Linked DNA regions of Homo sapiens: region 1 is linked to region 2. Evidence: read pairs that join two places in POLR2A ChIA-PET (ENCODE). Cell type or tissue: Panc1. All regions are shown on one strand.

The links. ChIA-PET counts read pairs that join two places held together with the same protein. Peaks named below come from ENCODE experiments on the same cell type or tissue, not always from the same donor. Only the 100,000 strongest peaks of a DNase experiment are listed, where the experiment ranks them.
Region 1: POLR2A ChIA-PET joins it to region 2 with 10 read pairs; 3 of 35 experiments call an interaction of 5 or more read pairs at or near these places.

What each region holds. Positions count from the first base shown.
Region 1 is chr19:4,481,740-4,484,239 of GRCh38, forward strand. All of the region lies in intron 3 of HDGFL2 (HDGF like 2), which reads left to right. Among named protein-coding and RNA genes, the nearest start is that of HDGFL2, 11 kb to the left of the region's middle. In Panc1, no CTCF peak of the experiment used is centred here; no DNase peak of the experiment used is centred here.
Region 2 is chr19:4,678,024-4,680,523 of GRCh38, forward strand. DPP9 (dipeptidyl peptidase 9) reads right to left here. Exons shown (of 22, transcript NM_139159.5): 21 at 1,812-1,923. It overlaps DPP9-AS1 (DPP9 antisense RNA 1), which reads left to right and starts at 1,259. Exons shown (of 3, transcript NR_164163.1): 1 at 1,259-1,516. RefSeq lists an enhancer at 1,566-2,067. In Panc1, no CTCF peak of the experiment used is centred here; no DNase peak of the experiment used is centred here.

The sequences.
Region 1 (2,500 bases), 200 kb before region 2:
AGCCACCGTGCCCGGCCCTCAGTTTCCTCATCTAAAACAGAGGATTTGGTAGTGCTGACCCCTCAGCGGGCTCCTGGGAGAGTCCGGTGAGAAATTGCACATCGACACTTAGGAAGCGCTCACTGGATGGTGGAGGGGATATTTGGGAACAGAGAGGCAAAGCTGGATTTGACCTTCCCTTTTCCAATTTAGTCACACCCCCTGCCCTGATCCTCCAAGACAGCTACAGAAATGAGCTGTTCCCCTCACTCTCAGCCGGGGGGACTGGAAGTTGGCTGGCTTTGGCCTTTTTTTTTTTTTTTTTTTTTTTTGAGATGGAGTCTCGCTCTGTTGCCGAGGCTGGAGTGCAGTGGCGCGATCTCGGTTCACTGCAAGCTCCACCTCCCAGGTTCGCGCCATTCTCCTGCCTCAGCCTCCCACAGTGCTGGAATTACAAGTGTGGCTTACTGCGCCCTGGCCTTGTTTTTTCTTTCTTTCTTTTTTTTTTTGAGATGGAGTCTCGCTCTGTTGCCCAGGCTGGAGTGCAGTGGCATCATCTCGGCTCACTGCAAGCTCCACCTCCCAAGTTCAAGTGATTCTCCTGTCTCAGCCTCCCAAGTAGCCGGGACTACAGGCGCACATCACCACACCCAGCTAATTTTTGTATTTTTAGTAGAGATGGGGTTTCACCATATTGGCCAGGCTGATCTCGAACTCCTGACCTTATGATCCACCCCTATCGGCCTCCCCAAGTGCTGGGATTATAGGCGTGAGCCACCGTGCCCAGCCATTATTTTTTTCATAGAGACAGGCAACACTTTGTTGCCTAGGCTGGTCTTGAATTCCTGGGCTCAAGTGATCCTCCTTCCTTGGCCTCCCAATTTGCCGGGATTACAGGAGTAAACCACGGGCCCTGCTAAAGGAAAGATTTTTAATGAGGAGTGGCTATGACCCAGGCTTCGAGGCCAAGACCTGCTCGTGCTTTCATCTCAGATCTGCAGTTACTCGCTGTGTGATCCTGAGCTGTTACTTGACCTCTCCCTGCCTTTTTTCCTCATCTGCAGAATCAGGCTGGTCATGCCCACCGGTTACATGGGGCATTGATAAGTCCTATAACTGCCGGTGGCTCCTGGGTTCGTGGCACTCACCAGCTCCTCCTGTGGAAGATCCTGGGGCATCAGGGTTGGGTCAGGGGCGGGGCTGGGTGGAGGGAGCGACCAGGAAGGAGCCCGGGGCTCCTCATTCTCTGAGCTGCTACTCCCCACCCCCAGCGCTTGTCTCCTTACCAGGGATGCTCCAAAGAGAAACCCCAGGTACGCGAGCCCTTCCCCAAAGGCTCTGTGGAGAGGCGTGATCGAGATTGGCCGCGAGAGCGTTATTACTCTCAGCGTTCTCCGTTTGCGGCCTGACCTACTTAGTATTACCCTTTTTAATCTTGTCAAAAATTACACAGACAGGGCCCTGTCGCTTGGGCCACGAAGACACAAGGGAGACAAAACGTGCTCGGGCCGAGCGGTGACGCTTCACCACACCCGGTTCTCGTTTTCCTTGTGTGCTGATTGGGGGCCGCTAGCCTGCGGCTGTGCGCACGGAGGCTGGTGTGCGCCTGCTGTGGGCTCCCAGCCTCTCCTCCCGGCGCGGGAGGACCAGGCTAAGCCTGGAGGGAGCCGGGAAACTGAGGAAGGGCCGAGGTTCCCTCCTGTGGTTCCCTCCTCCTGGCCCCCCCTCTTGACCAGCGCTGACGCCCTCATTCCTCAGGCCATGCTTCCATTCTGTCCGGGCATTTCTACTCAGACGCTGGCCTCGCCTGCAGCATCCGCCCAGCCCTGCACCGTGTACTCCCTGCTCCCTCTTGCCCGGCCGCAACACCCGGTCACAAACGTGGGCCTTACTCTGCCTGTCCTTCCTGGCCTCGTCTCCCGCGAGCCCCGTGACATGCCTCTCACCCATTCTCACACCCTTATCTCCTCCACCTTGCTCTCTCCTGGACACCATGCGTGCCCCACTCCAGCCTGTCACACGCCATTTTGGTCATCACACCAGGAGAATGGGACTTAATTGTTTCATGATTTTTTTTTTTTTTTTTTTTTTGAGACAGTCTTGCTCTGTCTCCTAAGCTGGAGTGCAGTGACGCTATCTGGGCTCACTGCAACCTCTGCCTCTCGTGTTCAAGCGATTCTCCTGCCTCAGCCTCCTGAGTAGCTGGGACTACAGGCACCTGCCACCACGCCCAGCTAATTCTTTGTATTTTTAGTAGAGATGGAGTTTCATTGTGTTAGCCAGGATGGTCTTGATCTCCTGACCTCGTGATCTGCCTGCCTTGGCCTCCCAAAGTGTTGGGATTACAGGCGTGAGCCACTGCACCCGGCCTTTTTTTTTTTTTTTTTTTGAGACAGTGTCTGTCACCCAGGCTGGAGTGCAGTGGTGTGATTTCAGCTCACTGCAATCTCTGCCTCCCAGGTTCAAGTGATTCTCGTGCCTCAGCCTCCTCAGTAGCTGGGACTACAGGCGCCTGCCACCA
Region 2 (2,500 bases):
ATCTCACGTTCTACTTCCTGTGGGGAGGCAGTGAGACAGGACCCTGGGCCCACCCTGTGTGCTGAATGCTTTTCTTTTTTCTTTCTTTTCTTTTTTTTTTTTCTTTTGAGACGGAGTCTCCCTCTGCCGCCCAGGCTGGAGTGCAGTGGCACAATCTCGGTTCACTGGAACCTCCGCCTCCCAGGTTCAAGCGATTCTCCTGCCTCAGCCTCCCGAGTAGCTGGGACTACAGGCGTGTGCCACCACACTCGGCTAATTTTTGTATTTTTAGTAGAGACGGAGCTTTGCCATGTTAGCCAGGCTGGTCTCAAACTCCTGGCCTCAAGTGATCCACCCGCCTCAGCCTCCCAAAGTGCTGGGGTTACAGGCGTGAGCCACCACGCCCGGCCTGAATGCTTTTCTGAAGACCTTGTTTGGCCCCAGCAGCCTTCAAGGAGGCCGAGTTATCATGACCGTTTCAAAGACGGAGAAACGAGGTGCAAGGGTGAATGCTGTCCCAGCTACCTGGCCCCTGGGAAGGCAGTGGGCTCGGGTCTCAGGCTGGGAAGAGACATCTGAAGTTCCATTCCAGCCCTGCCTGATATCACTCCCTGGGCTGCTTGGGATGTGGGGTGTCGGTGGGGGGCACCGCCAAGAGATCAGCTCATCACCGCACAAGGTGGCTCTGCCTCCCTCCTGCTCTGCGGCCCCATTTCCCTGCTCTGTTGAAAGGCAACAGGACGCTCCCCACAGGACAGAGCATGCCGAGGCGCCCAGGAAGCAGAAATTGTCTGCAGTCCACAGGTAATAAAACCTGGCCCTCTTGCCTCCAAGATACCTCCTGAATCTCCCGCCGGTACAACTATGGACCACGTCCCACTGTCCCCCACAGGCCATCCACAAAGCAGCCAGAGAAATGTGGGTCAAATGGCAAGCCGCCCAACTCTATGCTCTGCTCACAAGCCCGAGTCACCTCCCACCACCCTCAGTTGAAAATCCAGCCGAAGCCCCGCCCCCGCTGAGGCCCCACCCCTCTATAGCAGAAGCTCCACCCTGCTTACTGAGGGCCCCCCCTCCTCTACAGCAGAAGCCCCACCCTCCTCACCGCTGAGGCGCTGCTCCCACACCGAGCCCCACCCTCTCCACTACCGAGGCCCTTCCCCACACCGAGGCCAACCATTTACTGCGGAAGCCCCACCCACCGTAACACTGAAGCCCCGTCCCTCTGCAGAAGTCCCACCCTCCTCGCCATTGAGGCCCCGCCCATAACCATGCCCACCCCTTAGCGCAGAAGCCCCGCCCACCTAGACTGAGCCCCACGTTGCTGCCAAGGCTCCACCCACTCCCCCACTCTCCTCCCGCTCGGTCCCCCAAGCCTGGCTGGCTCCACTCACTCTAGCACCCTTCACTGCTGCCTCCTCAGGGAATGCTTGGCCCCAGCGCCTTAGGAAGGAGCCTGCTAGGGCCTTCAGCACTCAGCGGTTTCTTCTACGCAATTTCTCAGTTTCAAATAAAGCCCGTCTGCGGGGCAATTTCGGTAAGGGTTCCTCCCTCCATTAGGCCCGGAGCAGGGGTGGGTGTGGCAGCCCCCGATCCCGTGCTTCCAGCACCGAAGGCAGGCGGAACCCTGAGCTGTCAAGACAGGACTGATACATCAATGGCCCTGGGAGCTGGGAGGGCGGGGACACAGGGCTGTGGGGTGGGGGGCTGGGAGCCCCAGATCCCCCAGGGAGCCCCTGGTCACAGTGGGAAGCCACCCCGCCTCGTCCCACCCCCCACTCCCAGGGATCTGTCGGCTCGCGGAGGGGCCGAAGCCCCCAACAGCCACCCACCTGGAGCTGGTAAGGTTTCCCTGCTCGGATCAGTTGGGAGACGAGGAAGTTTGTGTGGAAAAAGTGCACGTTTTCGTCCAGGAAGCCGTGGAGGATAAGCAAGCGGTTGGGCCTGGAAAACAGATGGGGAAGGGTCTGAGGCCAGGGATTGTCCGTGGGGTAGGAGGGGAGCAGATCACAAGGTCAGGAGTTTGAGACCAGCCTGGCCAACATGGTGAAACCCTGTCTCTACTAAAAATATATTTAAAAAAAATTAGCCAGGCATGGTGGCAGGTGCCTGAAATCGCAGCTACTTGGGAGGCTGAGGCAGGAGAACTGCTTGAGCCTCAGAGGCAGAGGTTGCAGTGCGCTGAGATCGCGCCACTCACTCCAGCCTGGGCGACAGATGGAGACAGCATCTCAAAAAAAAAAAAAAAAAAAAGATCAGCTGAGTGTAGTGGTGCGCCTGTAAGTCCAGCTACTGTGCAGGCTGAGGCGGGAGGATCACTTGAGCCCAGGAGGTGGAGGCTACAGTGAGCTATGATCATACCACTGCACTCCAGCCTGGGTGACAGAGCAAGACCCCATCTCTAAATTAGAAAAACAAAAACAAAAACCCAGGCCGGGTGCAGTGCCTCATGCCTGTAATCCCAGTACTTTGGGAGGCCAAGCTGGGTGGATTGAGTCCAGTTGTTTGAGACCAGCCTGGG